Regions from separate parts of the Homo sapiens genome. Here region 2 is linked to region 1. A link is an interaction called in ENCODE POLR2A ChIA-PET data of the cell type or tissue named here. Cell type or tissue: PC-9. All regions are shown on one strand. Each heading gives the region's core, and the rest is flanking DNA. Links, peaks and the distances in the headings are about the cores only. Region 1 overlaps SPOPL (speckle type BTB/POZ protein like). Region 2 has its middle 50 kb from the start of SPOPL-DT.

The links. Peaks named below come from ENCODE experiments on the same cell type or tissue, not always from the same donor. Only the 100,000 strongest peaks of a DNase experiment are listed, where the experiment ranks them.
Region 2: POLR2A ChIA-PET joins it to region 1 with 5 read pairs; 5 of 35 experiments call an interaction of 5 or more read pairs at or near these places.

What each region holds. Positions count from the first base shown.
Region 1 is chr2:138,510,116-138,515,504 of GRCh38, reverse strand. All of the region lies in intron 1 of SPOPL (speckle type BTB/POZ protein like), which reads right to left. Among named protein-coding and RNA genes, the nearest start is that of SPOPL, 11 kb to the right of the region's middle. In PC-9, for the core only: no CTCF peak of the experiment used is centred there; a DNase peak (open chromatin) is centred at 2,584; H3K27ac peaks cover 502 bases.
Region 2 is chr2:138,448,818-138,454,206 of GRCh38, reverse strand. No RefSeq gene overlaps it. Among named protein-coding and RNA genes, the nearest start is that of SPOPL-DT, 50 kb to the left of the region's middle. In PC-9, for the core only: no CTCF peak of the experiment used is centred there; no DNase peak of the experiment used is centred there.

The DNA.
Region 1 (5,389 bases), core at 56-5,055:
GAAATTAGACATAAAAACACACAGCATGCTGTGAGGAAATGGTAAAATTTATTCTGCCAACTTTTTTCAAGTTCTGAAAATTGAGAAAGATCTGCTCATATAGTGTTCCCCTTCTTTCAACTGTAGCAAAACCCCACAGAATAATGAATGAACACAACCTGCAATCTGGGTAGATGGTCAAGTAAGAACAAGCGCATTCCAGCATTGTGTAATTAGAGCTTTGGGCCAATGTTGCAAACTCACTCAGTCAAATAAAAAAGCCTACAAAACTTTTCACCAGCTTGCAAAATCTTAAAACTCATCCATGTTTATCAAGTTAGAAGTGCACTATTTGTCAGAAAGTCAATAAACTACACTGCGGAGCTATAATTTTCATGACCGTCTCATTTTCCTTAAATTATACTTAAATTTGTTGTATATTCTGCATCTTACCAACTGGCAAGGTGACCAGAATCATCTGATAGGTTTTATGAAAATATACAGGTGTCTGTTCCACGTTCCCCTGGTGTTCACAAAGGAGGGGACCAAGGGTAGGAGTAGGGAAAGGAATCATGTTTATTTTGAGAAAATAGCCTACCCACAACTTAATACCATGTTACACCCACCAGAATGGCTAAATATATGAGACAGAATATCAAGCCAATGTTCCAGAGTATGTGGGACAACTAGAAATTCTCATCTACTACTGATGAGGTTATACATTGGTACAACAACTTTGGAAATCACTGGGTTATACTAAAACTGAACAAGGCACACATATGACCCAGTGATTATATTACAAGGTACATTACCCAGGGAAATGCACACATGGGACCAAAAGACATGCACAGACAGGAATACAAGGATATTTTACAGGGACTCTATTCATGACGGCCCCAAACTGGAAACAACCTAGATGTCCATTAACAGTAAAACAGATAAATCATGATATACAGAGTCATACAGTGGAATATTATGAAGCAGTGAGAATAAACTATTGCTACAGGCAACATGCTTGAATCTGTGAAAGGAAAAAACCCTTGGGACCCCAGAATCACTAAGCTAAAGGGAAAAGTCAAGCTGGAAACTGCTCAGGGCAAACCTGCTTCCCATTGTATTCAAAGTCACCCCTCTGCTCACTGAGCTAAATGCATTATCTGATTGCCTCCTTCTGAGAGGCAAATCAGAAACTCAAACGGAAGCCCTCTCTCCCAGCTTCGAGTTGTCCTGCCTTTCTGGGCCAAACCAATATTAATTTTACATATGTTGATTGATGTCTCATGTCTCCCTAAAATGTATAAAACCAAACCATGCTCTGACCGCCTTGGGTACATGTTTTTAGGACCTCCTGAGGCTGTTACCCCAGCGCAGGTCCTCAACCTTGGCAAAATAAACTTCCTAAATTAACTGAGACCTGTTTCAGATATTCGGGGTTTATGGATCACATAACCATATATGTATGTTTAAGGTAAGAAGCCAGGATAAAACACCATACATGCTGTATGATGATATGTGCATGTCTTTGCATGTTACACTTCAAAAGTTTACTTAAAATAAAAAAGCAAAAAAAGTTTAACAAATAAATGAGCCCCCTTGATGCCCTGAAGTGTATAATAAAATCCTGCTCCCAGTACCATATTCCCTCTACCCTAAAATTGGGACAGGATACTTTTTTGAATCTTCCCTCATGCTAATTAATTTTTTTACATTAAAAATTTGTTTATATCAAAACAAAGAAAGGTATGTTAACAGAATGCAAAAGCCAATTTTTTTTTTTTTTTTTTTTGAGGTAAGGTCTAGCTCTATTTCCTAGGCTGGAGCGCAGTGACAAGACCATAGCTCACTGCCTCCTCAAACTCCTGAGCTCAAGTGATCTTCCTGCCTCAGCTTCCTGAGTAGCTGGGACTACAGGCGTGCACCACAACACCAACATGTGGCTAATTTTTTAATTTTATTTTTATTTTTATCATTTTTTTAAGATGGAATCTCACTCTGTCGCCTACACTGGAGTGCAGTGGTGCAATCTTGGCTCACTGCAACCTCCGCCTCCCAGGTTCAAGCGCTCCTGCCTCAGCCTCCCGAGTAGCTGGGATTACAGGTGTGTGCCACCACACCCGGCTGACTTTTGTATTTTTAGTAGAGACGGGGTTTCACCATGTTGCCAGGCTAGTCTCAAATTCCTTACGTCAGGTGATCCACCGGCCTCGGCCTCCCAAAGTGCTGGGATTACCGGCGTGGGCCACTATGCCCGGCCTAATTTTTAAATTTTTTATAGAGACAATGTCTTGCTATGTTGTCCAGGCTAGTCTAGAACTCCTGGCCTCAGGCAATCCTCCTGCCTTGGCCTCCCAAAGAGTTGGGATTACAGGCGTGAGCCATCATGGCCTCAAAACATTTGTAAGAGAAAACACTAAATTGAAAAGAATTTTAACATCAAAGCTCTCCCCCTTCACCACCATCATTACCACACTCAGACTGTCACCTCCCTTTGATTCCCCAAGAATTTCCTCTTCTCTGCCATCTATTTAATAGAAACATTCAAGAAGCACTGACCTACCTTAGCAGTGTAGTTACGAGGATTAAAACAAAAGATGTATATATAAAGTCCTTGGCACCATGCCTAAGTACTCAATGACTAGACACTTAATAAATCCCAAATAGTGAGTTCTTCCAGGTCAAGGGCTATTTCCAATTCATCACTGTAAATACAGGACCTGGTATTTAACAGTCAGTCAATAACTACTTGTGAAGTAAATGAATAATGTGAGTCCAAAATAAACAAACAAACAAACAAAAAACAATGAAAACAAAGCAAAAGTGGGAATGAAGGAAAAAGCAAGAAGTTCAAAGGAAGGTCTTAACCCATTTTTGTTATCAGGGTATACGAAAATATTATATTTTATTTTTATAGAACTGTGGTTCAGCAAGATGACAAGATTTTAAATCTCAAGGTGAACCAACAAAATCATGTGCATATAAAACTATTACAAAAACTGTCTCGGTATTATCTTTCCTCTATACACTGTGCAATGAAAAAGCAGTATATTTTAACTGAAATTAAAACACGCGTCAATAATACTGAAACCCTTTAAAAAAATTTCTGAATCAGTTTCTTATGAGGTTGACAGGAATCCCAACTACATCACAGGTTATTTTCAAGATATCCATCATAGCACATCAATATTCTGACTAAATATGTCATAACAGAGATGAAAGGAAAGCAGATTTCAGCTAAAACTTTATACAGTATTATTTTTATGAAAATAAAAATGTAATTTAGATGTCAAAATTGTCAAGACTGCAATCTTACATTAATTTTAAAAGACAAATCAATATTTTAATGATTTAATAATTTTAATATTCATTATGTGCACAAAATATCAATGAACCATTTGATAAGGCTCTTTTCCTCTCCCTTTTAAGCAAGCATCTACTTAGATCAGAAACAATACTGTTTTAATTAACCAATTTAATTAACCAATATATATGCAAAGCATTTAACCTCATGGAAAGCACATTATAAATGTATATACAACTCATTCAGTTCTCATAACAACTATATGGTTTTACCATTATCATTTCCATTTCCATTTTACAGAAGAGAAAACTAAGACTTTAAGTAACTTCCCTAAAGTCATACAGCTATTAAATGGCAGGGTGGCTGTATGCTCCTAGTCTCTATGCTCTGATGCCTGGAGAGCTCTGGAGTAAAGCAGACCTACGTTTGTCCAGACTTGACTTCATTTTGGGAGGTGAGTTGTCTTGAGAATCCTGAGTGACAACCACAAAACAAGGTAGCACTAATTCCACCTTTCACTAATTCTAAGACAGCTATTTTTGTCACATTTTAACATTTCTGAAATTGATAGCATCTTACAATTATAATCCGCAGTTCTCTCTCTCTGCGGTACATAAAATAATAATCCATCTGGTAATTGACAGCAACTGTGATTCAAAAAATTATGGTATTATCTATACCTCATGGGTTAGTGATTAGAAGTAAATGAGATAAAATGTCTTAAGTACTCAACACAGTGTCTGTCTGACACAAGTGCTTTACAAAGGGTACTTCTTCTCTTTTAATAAAATAATCTATAAGGAAATTTGATGTAAAGGTTATCTTTACACTGTAGAAAGCTGTCAGTTTCTCAGGCCCATGTGCGAATACACCTGGTATACCCTCTTAAGAAAAAATACTGGTTTCATTACACAACTTAAAGATGCAATTTTTGTTGATAAAACACTTGGGGGTAGGGAGAGGCAGAGAGACAACAGTAAAAATAAATCAGACACTTGAGAAAATAAAATCATCAACAATATTAATGCATAAACCAAGATACTCCACAATTCAAGCCAGTTCTCAAACGCCATTGATAAAATGCTTACAGGAAAAAGTATTTTCATGTTTTAAAAGATGTACTTCATTTATTATTTTTATTTTTAAATTCTACATGCAGGATAAAGGTTGCACTTTAAATGCAATGAGAAATGATCAAATCTGCTTAGTGTGTGCCCATGCCCCACTTGAGCTTTTCTACCAAAACTTAATTCCTAAACAGTTAGTAAAGGTTTAAACTGATCCTAAGTGTTGTCACCAAAAAAATTTAATTAAATGAAATTAAATTCACTTAGACATTTGGTAGCTTCCTGTATTTGTACTTGCTTTAGCAATCTCAGAACAAATTTATACTCACTGTTAATTTTATTTCATTTTTTTGTCTTATAAAAAACTACAGAGGAATTTCCTAAAACATTAAAAAATATATCCAAATGACAGCTGAAAAAACACCTTGAGACTATTGCAATCTTTACCTTAAAGATCACTTAATTATACTTTAATGTGAAGGAAGTTATCAGGAATAAAGAGGGGTATTATAAAGTGATACAGAGGTAAATTCTCCATAATTCTTAATTTATATGTACTTAACAACAGAGCATCAAAATATGTAAGGCAAAATCTGATTTGCAAAGAGAAATAGATGAATCCACTATTGTAGTTGGACACTTCAACACCCCTCTAACAGAAATGGGCCGATCCAGCAGGTAGAAAATCAGTAAGGACAAGTTTGAACTCAACAACACTATCAATCAACTAGACATAATGGACATCTATAGACTACTTCAACCAACAGCAGCATAATACCAAATACTGACAAGGATATGGAACAACAAAAACTCTCACTCATCGCTGATGCGAATGTAAAATGGTATGGCCACTTTGAAAGACAGTTGGGTGGTTTCCTACAAAACTAAACGTACTCTTACCATGCTACCCATCAATCATGGTCCTTGGTATTTACCAAGAGCTGAAAACTTATGTCTACACAAAAACCTGCATAAGGTTGTTCATAGCAGCTTTACTCATAATCTGCAAAACTTGTAAATAACAAAGATGTCCTTTAGTAGGTCA
Region 2 (5,389 bases), core at 312-5,311, 62 kb after region 1:
TGCCAGTATTAGCCTTTTTCATTGCAACTGAAGATCTCTAATTGGTACACAAAATCTTGTACTCCTCCTCAATCTTTGTGTTACTTTTGTAAAAGATTATACAGAATTTAACATTTGATATCAGTATACAGATATCAGACATTTACCCGTTTCCGCTGATGTGTACGTGTGTGTGCATGCTTGTATGAATGAATGTGTGTTGGTATGTGAGACTCATCTGCAAATATCAAGCTTCCACTTGCCTCTTTTTTTTTTTTTTTTGAGACGGACTTTCTCGTCAGCCAGGCTGGAGTGCAATGGTGCGATTGTGGCTCACTGCAACCTCTGCTTCCGGGGTTCAAGCTATTCTCCTGTCTCAGACTCCCAAGTAGCTGAGATTACAGGTGCGCACTACCACGCCCAGCTAATTTTCATATTTTTAGTAGAGACGGGATTTCACCATGTTGGCCAGGCTGGTCTCGAACTCCGGACTTCAGGTGATCCGCCTGCCTTGGCCTCCCAAAGTGCTGGGATTACAGGAGTGAGCCACGGCACCCAGCCTCCACTGGCATCTTTATGAGACCTTGATCTTTCTTAATTAAAGGAAACAAAGCAGAAACAGGTATATTCTAAGGAGTCTCCCTTCAACACTCTCCAGTTAATCGGTGAGCTTCTAAGTCCTTTTTTATTTGAATACAAAGAAAAGAGCCCTTTTACAGCCAGAAGTTTCCTGCATATTCTTACAATGTTAAATACATACTAATATTATAACAGGTTTGCATCTGATATCTGGAGAAAGTAAGTTAGGTTCTCTTAACTATGGTGGATTCTGTTTCTATTATTAGACAGTAAATCAACATATGAAAAGATTGTAGAAACATTGCAATGATAACATTTCTGGAATGTTCACAAAGATTTCTTAAGAGGCTCATGAGAATTTAGAAAGATATATTATGGTCTACAGCTCTGAAGACTGGGAAGACTGAGACTTTGGACATAGTCTTGCCTATGCTAATGGATGATCTTAGATATTAATTTAACCCTTCTCAGCCATAATTTCCCCAACTGTGAAGTGAAGATAGTACTTTCTTTATCTATATCATAAGGTTGCATGAAGATCAAATAAGATGTCCTCCAAGTAGTTTAATGGAAAATGTACTTTTGATTAGAAGCCTATAAAAATAAAAGTTAAGATGAGAAACAAAGGAAATAGAAAATAAGGTAACCATTGCATAGAAGGACTTACAGAATTTGTGTGGGGGACCCAAAGTAAATAAAAACACTGAAAAACAGATTTAAAATGGTGCTAATCAAAACTGTATAAAACTTATTCAAAAGGTAAGTTTATAAGCTGTGCAACCATTTTTAAACAAAAGTACCCTTTATGTTTTTATAATAAGTATTATGAAAATTAATATCTATTAAACATGTACTATTTCTTAGGTTCTCTGTTAGCTATACTTTTGTCTCATTTAATCCCTTAAACCAAGTGAATTGGGTATTGTTATCATCATTTTACAGAAAAGAAAACTCTTTTGAGACTCAGGGAAATAAAATTACTTGTCAAGGTCAAAAATGATAGAGCCAAGATCCAAATTTCTTGTGTATGCCCTTCCCACATTGAGTCTAGGTTTGACGTTGGGACTTGCTTTTGCCAATGGGACATTAGCAAGCATGATATTAATAGAGGCTTACTAAGCACTTGGACTTAGGGAGTTTGTCTTCTTTGTAATGCTTCCTCTTGGAACCTTGAGACTACCATAATATGAGGAGCCCAAGCTAAGAGTCAGAACCAAGACTCCAGACATATGGCCTCCATTGAGCCATTCCAGCCAGCTCTTGGATATTTAAGTAACCTCAGGTGAGGTCCCAGATATCAAAGAACAGAAACAAGTTATTATCATTGTACATTGCCTAACTACTTGACCCACAAAGTCATAAGTATATAAAATAGTAGTCATTTTATGCTACCTAAGTTTGGAGTGATTTACTACATAACAATAGATAATTGATATTTAACTTAGGTTCAATCTAAAGCTTGAGTACTCTTTACCCTGCAATATGCTGTCACAAATTATTGAACTTCCCTGCATATTCTCAAATGAAGTCTGGAACCTTGTTTTGCAAAGACATGAAACAAACTTTTATTAAAAAGTAAAAGAAGCTTAATAGAGAGAAGAGACAATCCACAGATTGGGAGAAAATATTTGCAAATCACATATGGGATAAGGAGCCAATATCCAAAATGTATAAATAACCCAAACTACTCAATAACAAGAAAACAACTCTATTTAAAAATGGGCAAAGGACTTGAATAGACACTTCTTAAAGTGGCCAACAGATACATGAAAAAAATGCTCAACATCTTTAATCATCAGAGAAATGCGAATTAAAACCACAATGAGATATCACCTCACAATTGTAGATTGACTATTATCAGAAACATAAAAGATAATAAGTGTTGGTGAGGATGTGGAGAAAAGGGAACCCTTATACACTCTTGGTGGTATTGTAAATTAGTAGACATTTTGAAAATAATATAAAGATTTCTTTAAAAACTAAAAATAGAATTACCATATGATCCAGCAATCTCACTACTGGGTATATACTCACAGGATTTAAAATCAGTATGCCAAAGAGACATCTGCACTTCATGTTCATTGCAGCATTATTCACAATAGCCGAGATATGGAAACAACCTAACTTTCCATCAAGGGATGAATAGATTTTTAAAATGTGGTATATGTACATAATGGAATACTATTCGTCCTTAAAAAATAAACTGAAATTCTGTCATTTTCAACAACATGGATGAACCTAGGGGATATTGTGTTAAGTGAAATGAGTCAGGCACAGAGAGACAAATACCATGTGATCTTATGTATACGTAAAATCTAAAAAAGGCAAGCTCATAGAAGGAGAGAGCAGATTTGCAAGTAATTCTGATGCTAAAATTAAAAAAAAAAAAGAAAAAAATAGAAGTAGGGAGCAGAATGATGGTTACCAGGGGCTTGGGTTGGGGGAGGTAGATGGACAAAAGGAGAGGCATTTGTCAACAGGTACAAAGTTACAGCTGGGAGGAATAAGTTCTAGCTGCTCTGTTGCACAGCAAGGTAACGATAGTTAATGTATTAAATATTTCAAAATAACTAAAAGAGAAGTTTTTAAATGTTCTCACCACAAAGAAATGATAAGCATTTGGGGTAACGGGTATGCTAATTACCCTGATTTGATCATCTCCCAATGTATACATGTATTGAAACATCACATTCTACCCCATAAATATATAGAATTATTATTTGTCAATCAGAAAAAAGTAAAAGAAGGACACTAAGATGATTCATATCCCTCCATAAAGAGATTTATAGTTGTTGGTTAATATTTTGTCTTGTTTACAGTCTTATTTTTAATAAAATAAATTATTCTATCTTTTCTTGTAAATACTAAGTGTATTTTTAGAAGGAATTCAAACACTGCAAAAAGTACAAACATAGAGATTTAAAAATCAGTTAAATCTCACCACATAAGAAGAAACTTGGTTAATATTAGATGAACTTTATCCAGGCATGTTTCTTTAAAAAATAGACAGCTAGACAGGAAGGAAATGCTTTAAAATATGATTATATTATAGACGACTTTTTTTTTTTTTTTTTTTTTAAAGAGTCAGGGTCTAACTTTGTAGCCCAGACTGAGGTGCAGTGGCACTATCATAGATTACTACCACCTTGAACTCCTGGGCTCAAGGAACCCTCTGGGGTAGCTGGGACTGCAGGTGCATGTTATTATGCCGAGACAATTTTTTAATATTTTGTAGAGATGGGGTTTAGCTATGTTGCCCAGGTTGGTCTTGAACTCCTGAAATCAAACAATCCAGCTGCCTTGGCCTCCCAAAGTGCTAGGATTACAGGCGTGAGCTACCATGCCTGGCCTATTGTAGTTTTTTTGTTTTGTTTTGTTTTGTTTTGTTTTGTTTTGTTTTGTTTTGTTTTTGAGACGGAGTCTTGCTCAGTCATCTGGACTGGAGTGCAGTGGCACGATCTCAGCTTACTGCAGTCTCTGCCTCCTAGGTTCAAGCCATTCTCCTGCCTCAGCCTCCTGAGTACCTGGGGCTATAGACATGTGCCACCCTGCCTGGCTAATTTTTGTATTTTTAGTAGAGACGGAGTTTCGCTCTGTCAGCCAGGCTGGTGTCAAACTCCTGACTTAGGTGATCTGCCTGCCTCAGCCTCCCAAAGTGCTGGGATTACAGATGTGAGCCACTGCACCTGGCCTACAGATGTTTTTTTAAAGTGAAAAAGAAACAAGCAAATTTCTTTATGACCCAAACACACATGTGCATACGTACACACCAAACAAAAATTCCCAAACACCCTGATGAAAGTGTAAGCTTCAAATAAATATTTTTTTTTTCTTTCAACGTAAAATATTCCTCTAAGACTGTGGAAGAAATTTTGGAAAAACACAAATGTTAAGAGATTGGAGGAGCCAGACGCGGTGGCTCACGCCTGTTATCCCAGCACTTTGGGAGGCCAAGGCGAGTGGATCACCTGAGGTCAGGAGTTCGGGACCAGCCTAACCAAAATGGAGAAACCCTGTCGCTACTAAAAATACAAAATTAGCTAGGCATGGTGGCGCATGCCTGTAATCCCAGGTACTTGGGAGGCTGAGGCAGGAGAATCACATGAATCCAGGAGGCAGAGGTTGTGGTGAGCCGAGATCGCACCATTGCACTCCAGCCTGGGCAACAAGAGCAAAACTCCATCTCAAAAAAAAAAAAAGGTTGGAATTGGAGTCTTTTTTTTAAGTTCTCAGTTTTAATAGTGATTCCCTGCTATAAATGATGAGGACATTAACAGTCACATATGTTCTGTCATCTCATTCTATCTACCTTCCTAGTTTTATTAAAAATTATTTTTAACATAATAGGACTATTACAATGTACTATTAACTATGATTTCCTCCCAGAACCATGAAGATCGGTACAACCAATCTCCAATTGTCAAGGAATCTGAGGCCAGTGTGATTACTTCCCCGGTGATAGTGATTGGCGTTTTTGGTCTTTTTTGTTTGAATTCTTTTCCTTAATGCTTGATAGTAGCACAACTAGCATAAGGAGAATAACCTAACTAGAATATAAATTGGCGTTGACTGCTCTGCGTCAAATTTCTTTCAAATTCAGTGTGTTCTTTCAGTCTGCAGCATTTGCCTTCAATTCAGGGAAATTATTCTTGTTTCATATTTTCAAATAACTTTTTGTATTTGTTTGGTGCTTTACAACCCAGTATCTATGTTAGATCCTTTTTATCTAACTCTCTTATATATTAGTTTCCCCCTAATCTCTTAGATCGGTCCTCCTTCTCTTCCTTCTTTTCTTTTTTACATTCACTATTATTATCTTTAGCCATTTCCC